Linked DNA regions of Mus musculus: region 2 is linked to region 1. A link is a loop called in an ENCODE intact Hi-C map of the cell type or tissue named here. Cell type or tissue: gastrocnemius. All regions are shown on one strand. Links, peaks and the distances in the headings refer to the core of each region. The heading gives the core; the rest is flanking DNA. Region 1 holds the start of Ogfod3 (2-oxoglutarate and iron-dependent oxygenase domain containing 3). Region 2 holds the start of Tex19.1 (testis expressed gene 19.1).

Region 1 (5,370 bases), core at 198-5,197:
AACAACAACAATAACCTGAAAAGGGAATAAACTCTACATATATCAGAACTGACTATAGTTTCCATTACAGTTCATTTCTGGAGGACACTGAAGCAGTCAAGATATTAGAAACAGTTTTCCTACCTTCTGTAAAATCACAAGCGATTATTAAAAAGAATTACAGAGTTGTGCATCCAGTTGCATGATTTCACCTGCTCGTCCTGTGCAAGGACTCAAAAGTCCTAGCCTTAGGAACCACACCCCCCCTACGCTCGCCCTCAATCCCCAACCCTGCCCGACCTGCCACTCTCAGGCAGTTCAAAGTCCCTGACAGGCTTCTCAATGCAGCTCTCGGGGCCGGGGAAAGGAGAGGGCGGCGGCCGTAGGAGACAGGTCATCCGGGCCCAGCACAATCGGTGGCTGTGGGCTTGACTCACCCGCGTCGCCGCCGCAGCCCAGCTACAGGAGAAGACAGAATTCCGCAGGTGCCTCAGGGTTGCAGTGCCAAGGGCCGAGAAGGCTCCGCCTCCCCCCACCCCACCCCACCCCCGCCACCGCTCGGCCTCCGATTGCTCTCGTCTGGCCGTGAGCCGGACGAAGACCGAGCGCGTCGCTCCCGCGTCCCGACCCCGTTCCCGCCTCGCTTTCGCTGTCGCAGCTATTGCCCCGAGTTTGGTGGCTCTCGTGTCGTAGCTGGCTCTGCGACGGCTGGGCCCGATGGCGCCTCAGCGGAGGGGACCACCCAGAATTCCCGAGGGAAGTAGTGCTGCAGAGCGCCGGCGCGCGACCAGGTAGCGGGATCCTTAGGGACCGGGAGGCCGCGCGCCACAGCGGGCGGAGCCTGACTGGTGTGTGTGGGCGTGGCCACTCCGAGGGCGGGGTCGGAGGGAGGCAGAGCGTGGTCTTGATTGCTGTGTCCTTGGCAGAGTGAGGCGTGGCCATCCCAGGGGTGGGACCTAACAGGGGTGGGACGTGCTCATGACAAGGCGGGGTCTGACTCGTGTCTGGGTTGGTCCCTGGCTAGAGGTGACAGGTGGGACCAGCCCTACTGAGACTTGAGCAGGCTTAATTTAGAGAGAGGGCGTGGTAGTGTGGGCGTGATTGATGTGTTGGGGCGTGACTTGGTTAGTGTATCCTGCGGCATCCTTTCTATAGTGAAAATGTCCACGTGGCTGCCCACCTCCAAGCTCTGCACAGAGGCCCTGCCCACAGGAAACCTCTTCTTGGAGTCGAGCTGCATTCAGTCACGTGAACAGGTTTCTCTCGCTAGGGACCCTTTTTGAGCCTTTAGGACTCCCCACCCACTACATGGTCTGTCTCCTCACATCTCTGCTGGTTACCTCATCCCAGCCTTTCACACCTCACCTATCCAAAACTGGCCTTGTGAGCCTCTGTCAAACCCACACCTGAAATGGTAACTAAGAAACGGAGTCCTTAGGGACAGGGACCTAACTCTGACAATTCTGCATGTATTTTGAGACCTTTCCTGGACAGCAGAGCTCAGCCACTCTAGTTATACACACAGAAGTGTAGAGACACAGACACAGCTTCATCAGGGACCGGACCACACAGACCTGGGTCGTAGAGGAAACTTACACATATCATTTCTGACATTCTTCTGTGCTCTTTCTGGCTCCAGGTTTATGATTTGAGTTAAGTAGATATGCTTCATGTACGCTGGTTTACGTACACATGTGTTCGTGTAGAAACACAGGCTTGGGATGGGGCAGTCATATATGGATGCATGAGTGATCAGAGACTCACATGCCCTGACAATCCTCCAAATAGGTGCTCTGTGGGCTGGACAGAAATTACCTATGGTCAGCCCACAATTTTTTTGCCCATTGAAGCACATATTCAGCCCTGTCTGGTCAGAGAAGACAGGTCCATATACTGCCTGGGAAGCTCTTCTGAGGGGTGGTGATGGTGGGCATCCTGATAAGCTTGAGTTGTGGATGGAAGTAGATGCCCTACTTCCCACCAGCTGCCTCATAATTAGCTTACAAGTACTTCCCATATCTCAGGATTGATGGGATGCATCCATCTTGATCAGAGATCAGTGTAGACACAGCCCAAGCCTGGTGGCATCCAGTGTGAACATCTTGTGAGTTTGATTGGCATGCTTAGTATGATGGCTGCATCCAGTGGCTGGTTATCGTCTCTTTCTTTAGTACCAAGAAGGACCGGCTGCCTCGGGAGGCACAGAGGACATGGCTAAGGATTGTGGCCTTTGGGGTCGGCCTTGCTCTGGTCACATGTCTGCTCTGGAGTAGTGTGGGGATCGATGATGATGTTGCTGAGGTTGTGGCCCGTCGTGGTGAGGTCCTAGAAGGCAGGTTCATTGAGGTTCCCTGCTCTGAGGACTACGATGGTCACCGAAGGTTTGAAGGTATGTGCCACCGGCTTCTCAGTAAATTAGAGTGGCTGGTAGGGGCTGGAGACATGGCTCAGCATTCAAGAACATTTGTTGAATTTCCAGAAGACCAGATATCAGTTCCTAACACCCTTGACTGGCAGCTCACAGCTGCCTGTAACTTCACCTTCAGGAGATCCAACTTCTCCTGCAGGCACCTGCGGTTATGTGCATATAGTTATACCCAGACACACAGGACGTGACAGAAATGAAACTCAGCATTGACTTTTGCTACAGTTAAAACAATATATGTGGGCAGAGACAAGCCTTCCCTTCCCAGATAGGCAAGCTCACGCTTGGTTGGAAAATAAAGATGTTTCAGAGTTGGCTTCCAGTGCCACTCAGATGCAGGCAGCACCTTATCAGGCTTCTGTGCCCAGAGGCTGCCTGCAGAGAGGTAACAGAATTAGGGAGCCAAGAAAGGGTCAGCCAGATGGCTTAGCTGTTAAAACACGTAACACAAACTGGATGACCTGAGTTCAGTATCCTGAACCTACACAGTAGGAGAGAACCAACTGCTGTCTGTAGTTCTCCGACCTCTACACGCTAGTTATAAGCCAGAGTTCTGAGGTTGGGCCCAGGGGAATAGAGGGAAGCTGCAATGTCAGGGTCTCAGGGCCAGGTGAGGACAGCCTAGAGAGCACACACCTTTGGACTGGATTGGTGGGGTGGGGTGTTGGCCTCCTTGGGCTGCTGTTTTCCTGAACATTCGATATCACACAGATGCATTCTGTTCCTCAAATGTAGAATCTGGGCCTAGCTCTATAAGGGTGGTTTATTTTTTTACATTCAAAGTAATGTTTTGGATGTGAATGGAGAAAAGGTTCCATGTTCTTCCACAAAGGGGCGCTGTTGTGATGCACAAGAAGTCAGCCCTTCAGCCACATGTGAACCTGCAGAGGAAGAACTTTGTGGACCAGGTGGCCAAGGACAAAGGGCACATCCTCTTCTCCTTCTGCAGTCGATAAAATAAACATGTTTCTGTTGTGTTGGATGCTCTGTCCTGGGAGTCTACTTGGAATATTCTAATTTACAACACACACACACACACACACACACACACACACACAAATTGTAAATGGCAGTTTACCAGCCAGCATATCTTGTAGTAAGGTCCCCAGAGTTTACAGTCCCGTCTCATGTAAGAGCACACAGCTCACTCAGGGCAAGGGGAGCTGCCAGAATACAGGGACCGGTTGTTTGCCGAGCTTGCTGCAGATGCTCGACTCCAACCTGGCATCTCTCCAACAACCCTAAACATCATCACACTCAACTCTCCCGTCAGAGCTGCTTCCAACTTCTGCCCTCTGGGTGTCTGTCTGCATGACTCCACGGTGAAGGAGATGCAGAAATGAGTATGGCAGGCAGGTACTACGGTCCTGGAGACGGATGGTGACCAGAATGACAGGCTCAGCTTGGGCTGTGTCAGAACTTTCTAAAGGGACTCTAGCAAGCAAGCAGGCTAAGGACATTGCCAGTTAGTATGTTAGCCCAGGCCTATAACTCAGGAGGCTAAGGCAGGAAGTTCCTAAATTTGAGGCAGCCTGAACTACGTAGAGAAACCATGTTTCTAACGAACAAGTCAGAGCAAGACCAAAATGTCAATGTAAGGTCTGGGGACTTCCTTGTTTCCCCGGGCCTTGGGGGCAGTGACAGGATCAGCCTATGTGGGAAGCCCAGGACACCTGGCAGGAAGGAGATGTGAGCTGAGGTTCTGCATAGGGCGAAATCGCAGTGAAAAGTTACTTTTTATCTGAAGTTGGCTTTTAACTAGGTGTTTTAACCAAACTGGCCCTCCCTGGTCATGGTAGAAGACTTTGTCAGCTTGGCCATGATCCTCGGGCAGAAGTCAGCATTTCTCCTTGGCTGTCACCCTCCAGGCTGTACCCCCAGGAAGTGTGGCAGAGGTGTCACTGACATCGTCATCACCAGGGAGGAGGCGGAGCAGATTCGCAGGTACCCATGCACCTCTGCACTTTGTCTAGGGCATCCAGGAGTTGGGTTGAGCAGTGAATGGGGGGGTGAGCCAGGGCAACAACAGAGTCTAGAGAACCCCCACAGTTCTGTGAACCATCCTCAGGGGTTTGGGGGGTCAGAGGGCAGGCGTCCTCCTTCCTGCTTCCTCTGAGGAAATGCTGTGGCCTTAGCAATGTTTCTGATGATGGAGCAGTCTAGAGGCCCAGCCTCCTCCAGGAAGCTTCCCCTGCTGTGGAGACAAGGGCTCCTCCGGCCCTACCTGACAATCAGTATCTCTGTGGCTCATAAATACCAGCTCAGAAGCAGCTGATACTGAAGTTTTCTGTGTGTGGATTTAAAAAAACAAGATCTTAAAAAGGAAAGATTTCTCAGGGTGTGGTGGTGCACGCCTTTAATCCCAGTACTCGTGAGGCAGAGGCAGGCGGATTTCTGAAGCCAGCCTGATCTACAAAGTGATTTCCAGGACAGCCAGGACTATACAGAGAAACCCTGTCTTCAAACAAACAAATAAAAAGGAAAGATTTCATTTTCTGACCAGCCAGCCATTCAGACTCAGTATGTGGCTCCTCATTTGGCCCATGAGCCCCATTCTTCTCTCTCCTCATGCTATTCCTGCTAAAGTGCCCAGCAGGAAGCCTGTCCTCTGCATCCTACCCCCCACCCTGATCCTATACATCTACGATACCTGAGGATTATTAATGCTTTCCTGAGGGGTTAGTGTTCCTTGGTGGTCCTCTCTGGGATGGGATGGCTCTTTGACAGTCTGAACTGTAATTACCAACATCCCCATCGATTGGGGAGCCGCCAGACCACAGACAAACTAAGAGGTTCCTTTGCTATAGTTTGGGATCAGGCCAGTGGTTTCCAAGTAGGCCATGTGTTAGGAGTGAGAGGAGGCTGACGTGTCCTCAGCTTTGAGGGTTTCAGTTTCAAGTTTCCCTGTTTGTTTACTTCATAAATGTTGAACAAGCAGGGCCTATAGATAAGGTACTATTATACTG
Region 2 (5,370 bases), core at 104-5,103, 55 kb after region 1:
ATTGTTCGAGTGTCACCTCAGCTTCAGGCTGTGGCATGGCATACCCACACCCATCCCTCCACGAACCCTCACAATAACTAAATGTAATTAACTCATTAAAAGCCTGAAGGCTGGAGAGATGGTTCAGCTTACTGGGCAACCATCAGCACTGGTTTGGATCCTAGCACCCATACAACAAAGCACATGTCTAATTCATGCCAGCAACCTCAGCTCTGAGGGAGATAGGTGGATACAGGCAGATGCCTGGGTCTTGGCTTCCAGCCTAGTTGAGAAAAAACACATGATCCAGGTACTAGAGACCCTGCCTAGGGGACAGGCAGGGAGTGCAAGAGGACACCTGATACCTTGTTCTGGGCTTTGTGCACACATATAGACAGAGGAGACGCCAAGTCCATCAGGAAAACAAGCAAGCCAGGCCCTGGTGTCTCACACCTTTAATCCCAGCACTGGGGAGGCAGAGGCAGGCAGATTTCTGTGAGTTCGAGGCCAGTGTGGTCTACAGAGTGAGTTCCAGGACAGCCAAGGCTGTTACCAGAGAAACCTTGTCTCAACCTCCCCTCAAAAAAAAAAAAAAAAAAAAAAAAAAAGCCTGTATAAAAAAATCGTTTAAGAACCAATGAGATGTCTTGATAGATAAAGTCCCTTGCTCATGACTGGAGTGCCCAGAAGAGAGTTGTCCTCTGACCTCCACCTGTACACAATGGCATGTGTGCACCACCCACACTCTCAAACACAAACAGTAATAAAAGTAAAGTTAAATAATAAAACAAGGGCTGGCTAGATGGCTCAGCAGGTAAGAGCACTGACTGCTCTTCCGATGGTCCGGAGTTCAATTCCCAGCAACCACATGGTAGCTCACAACCATCGGTAATGAGACCTGACGCCCCCTTCTGTTTCGTCTGAAGACAACTATAGTGTACTTATGTATAATAATAAATAAATCTTTGGGCCAGAGCGAGCAGGGACTGAGCGAGCGGGGCCAACCAGAGCCAGCAAAGGTCCTAAAAATTTAATTCCTAACAACCACATGAAGGCTCACAACCATCTGTACAGCTACAGTGTACTCATATACATAAAAATAAATAAATCTTTAAAAAATAATTAAACAAAACAACATCAAAATGCTTGCTGGGATTGACTGCTTAACCAGGAAGGAGGGAAAGGAGGGACGGCAGAAGGGACAAGCCCACTTTGTTAGGAGGATTAGGTTATCCATTGAAGCACAGGCTCCAGGCCCCTGAAGGAGACACACCACCAAGGCTGCCTCTTTCCTGTGTTCTTTAAACAGCACTGTGGTGCCATCGCTCCAGGAATGAGCATCAGAACCCTAAGTGACTAAGACACCTCTGGAAGACATATGAAAAAAAAATGACACTCAAAGTTAAGTAAGTGAGGTGAGGGTATGACAAATACCTGAAATCCCTGTGTTCAGTAGTGTGATGCAGGAGGCTAGCCTGGATTACATAGTAAGATCTTGTATCAAAACAAAAAACTAAAAAAACCTATAATCAGATCCTATCATATGGTTAACTGACCAGCAAGATGACCCCAGGATTGGGACCCGTGGGTCTTTATCAACTGAACAACTTAAATCACCGGAAGGTGATCCCAGCCAGGGACACCCACAGAACGGCAGAGATATTTCTAGATGGGCCACTCAGTGTCCACTGACGAGACACATGGGCCTTTGTTTCCTACCATCTGTGCAGGTTATGCAAGTGCTGAGGTGTGACTCTGGCTCATAGTAGTAGATCTGACACATGGATTGGTCCACAGATCCCTTCCAACTTCTAGGGCACATACTTACGTCAACTAGATGACGACATACAACTTCTACACAGGGCTCTTTCTCATTTTAAACCCTTGAGCACTTGCTGGTTATGTAGACTGTCACAGGACATACTACAAACTCCCCACAGGACTCAGGAAAGGGCAAAACCCACTGTACCATGTTCCCAGCTCTGTGGGATACCATCCCACAAGCCCGAGCCCAGAAGTTGGGGAGGTTACTCCACCAAGACCCACTCAGGAAAACTGCACAAGGCCTCCAATAAACACTGAAAACTGAGGCTACAAAGATGGCTCTGCAGCTAAAAGCACTGGTTACTCTCCTAGAGGAGCCACACTCAATTTCCAGCACCCATATGGTGGTTCAAAACTGTCAGTAACTTTGGCTTCAGGAGGTCTGATGCCCTCTACTGGCTGCTGCAAGTATCAGGTGTGAAGCCGGTACTGTAGAGGCAAAACCATACACATAAAACAATAAAATTTAAAACACCAACTTTATTCAACAAAAGCCCTCAAAAGGAGCACGAGTAACGAACAAAGTAAAACAACAAAAACAGTGAACCCTAAAATCAGGTATCTTGACCCTAAGACAGTAAGCATATGACCCCTATGACAGTAAGGTCAACTAGTGCCTCAGAGTCCATACATACGTAGATCTGTGACCGGAGCCCCCATAACACCCACCACACAACACTCCATACAGCTAAACATACAGCTAGGCCTCACCTACCAAACACTGAACACTGACACGAACATGCCAGACTTCCCTCTGAGGTTCATAAGCTCACAGGATGTTCAAGATGCCCCCTCAAGTCCTGGACCAACTGTTCCCCTGAGCTGCTCAGAACAGGCAACCTCTTGCTCTTCACAGTCCCCAGGGCCCTGGGGAATGTCTGAGCTTTAGTGTCTCAGGAATGTGCATCAGGGAGTAAGGGTCAGGAGGGGGTGGGGGGTGGGGTGGGAATCAAGGAAAGACTGAGCAAGGTGGTAGTCAGTACCACAAATAGTAGCATCTGTGATAAACAGCCTCTCTCCTGGCTCCCAGCTCCAGGTCTCTGGCATGTTAATGTGCCAGGGCAAGAAGGAACCTACCCAGAAGCCTTTATTCCACAGGTAGCAGGTGGCAGGCAATAACTCCATCCCTAATTCTGAAGCTGTCAGGATGCTCAGCCTCCAGGGATTCAGGCTCTGATGGTACAGGCCGTGCTGCCCAACTTCTTTCCGAAAATGGGCCACCCACATCTCACCAGGGTCCAGCAACACCTGCCAGTGCTGGACCTGAGTCCTTACGACCCAGCGGACACGCATTGACAGCAGGTGGCACCTAGATTGGACGCTATCCAACAGGAGGACAAACTTCTGGTCTTGCAACCAGGATTGTGCTACTGTCTGGTCCAAGGGCCAGTGGCATCTCAACTCCAACAACACAGGTTGCCCAGGAGATGGCATCACATCAAAAATATCCCACCAAGTCAGAGGAGGGATGAGCTGGTGCGAGCAGGGAAAAAGCCCATCAAGTCTCCAGGGAAGGGCCTGGGTCCACTCAGCATCCTCAGGACCCAGATCCAGGGGTACAGCTTCCTGAGGAAAGAGCTCAGTGGGCACAAAAATGGAGAATAGTATGCCCTGTGTCCACACAGGGGTTGGCAGCAGGACCCCAGACCCTTCAGAGACACTCTGTGGCACATAAAGGGACCCCAATCCCCGCCATGCATCCTGCTCAGGCCCTGGCTCCTGCTCAGACTCTGACTCTGACTCTGACAAGTATTCCAGGAGATCAGCATCTTCCTCTTCCTCTTCCTCTTCCTCCTCTTGCCAGTCTCCCATCTCCAGGTAGAGTTTATTCAATAGGAAAGCTGCCTTGAAGCAAGCAAAGCAGATCTTCGTCTGTTCCCCATGGACAAGATGGTACAGCCATGCCTCATAGAGGCAGGACATGCCCCTGGCCCCATGGCGAACGCTGACTGGGGGACACATGGTCAAGAAGTCTGTCTGCAGCTAAGCGGACACACAGATTCAGACTTGCTCGATGGACTGAGGAGGTCAGGTCAACAGAACCACAGAGGCTAGAAATAAGTGGGAAAGGCGAGAATGAGAGAAACGGGAGAAAACAGGGCACAGTAGGTCTAGGGGCTTTGGGGCTCCAGGACACGGGGCAGTGGTACCAGAACTGGGTGAGAATTCAATGAATACCTCTCTGAAGAAGTAGACAGGCTTGAGCTTCCAGAAACTTCTTCAGCTTCACACTTGCTCCAATATATGGGGAGCTAGAAAGACAGAGAAAATGAGGTTTGGCTCACCCTGCTGGGCCCGCTGCAGGGCTCCCCTGAGGAGAGGGTGTTGGGGCTCTGGCCCCCGGGGTTCCCTGTTCACTCTGGACAGGCTGGGGTGACATCAGAGGTGTCCTCAGGGCTCAAGGCCCCGACCTCACACTTGCGCCCGGCTACCAACCAAAGAGGCCGGGAAGCCTACGCCAGGAGGATCTCCTCTCTGCCCACCGTGCTCCCACCCGACCCAGGCCCACCGCACCCAGCCCGGCTCAGCCCCCGGCCCAGTCCCTTTCCATCCTTACCTCCCTGACTGAGCGCCCAGGTGCCAGCTAATGGACTCCAGAGCCAGGCTCTCCTCGCTAAGCACTGAACACCAGGGAGGACGAACGCGGCCTTATAAAGGGCCAAGTCCCGCGATGCTCCAGCTCATTTACATATCTCCCATGAGGTCCCAAAGCAGCAGGAAGCGAAGGTGCTGAGTCACTCTGGCCCTGAGTCACTCTGGCTCTGAAGGCGCACATGCGGCCTGGCGCCCCCTACAGCGCGCATGCGCTGCTCCCTTGCGCCACCTGAGTGCCCTGTGTGCTTCCTGTGTGCTCTAGCGGTGCCCGATGTCCCCATCCCTGTGCCTTCGAGGGACTCGAAGGCCCGGGCTCAGAGTTGGGCCCGCGGCACATCTTGTTTGGAAAAGTCGATTCCTTCTTCCCTGTCTCTTTAGTAAAAAGTTCTTTAACACTTGGGAAACTGCTCGCTCAGTTCTCAACTGCAGCCTAAGCACAGTTGCCTGTCTATGGGTCTTTTTGTTCTTAAACAGACTCTTTAAAGAAATTCTTTGTAGGGGCTGGAGAGATGGTTCAGGGGTTAAGAGCACTGACTGCACTTCCAAAGGTCGAGTTCATTCGCAGCAATCACCTGATAGCTCACAACCATCTGTAATGGGATCCGATGCCCTATTCTGGTGTCTCTGAAGAGAGCAACAGAGTACTCTTAAAATAAATAAATAAATCTTAGCCAGGCAGTGGCACATGCCTTTAATCCCAGCAATTGGGAGGCAGAGGCAAATCTTACAAAAACAAACAACAACAAAAAACAAAACCCAAAATAATTCTTTGAAGAGTTTATCCTTAAAGGAGTTTGGGACTCAGAGAAAAACCAAGCAGAAAATAGAAGGTATTCCACCCTCCAATTCAGCCTTGGAGCATACAGATATATTTGTTAAAATCAGTGAGCAGCATCGCAGTCCACTCTGCACATCCCACCAGGTTGGATATACTGGTGTAGCAACGTTCCTCTGTCATCACAGGGCCAGTTT

What was found. A loop is a pair of places that touch in the nucleus more often than their neighbours do. Peaks named below come from ENCODE experiments on the same cell type or tissue, not always from the same donor. Only the 100,000 strongest peaks of a DNase experiment are listed, where the experiment ranks them.
Region 2: it touches region 1 in a loop (2.3-fold over the local background); 3 of 42 quality-filtered maps call a loop at or near these places.

The regions. Positions count from the first base shown.
Region 1 is chr11:121,199,889-121,205,258 of GRCm38, reverse strand. Ogfod3 (2-oxoglutarate and iron-dependent oxygenase domain containing 3) reads left to right here and starts at 611. Exons shown (of 9, transcript NM_025402.2): 1 at 611-770; 2 at 2,151-2,368; 3 at 4,273-4,348. The coding sequence starts at 697. It also overlaps a transcript of Hexdc not described here. In gastrocnemius, for the core only: CTCF peaks have their summits at 470 and 3,241; DNase peaks (open chromatin) are centred at 593, 866 and 3,270; H3K4me3 peaks cover 1,210 bases; H3K27ac peaks cover 1,340 bases.
Region 2 is chr11:121,145,213-121,150,582 of GRCm38, reverse strand. Tex19.1 (testis expressed gene 19.1) reads right to left here and starts at 4,440. Exons shown (of 3, transcript NM_028602.3): 1 at 4,361-4,440; 2 at 3,982-4,055; 3 at 2,269-3,854. The coding sequence starts at 3,765. The coding sequence ends at 2,710. In gastrocnemius, for the core only: a CTCF peak has its summit at 2,203 (motif pointing left); a DNase peak (open chromatin) is centred at 3,133.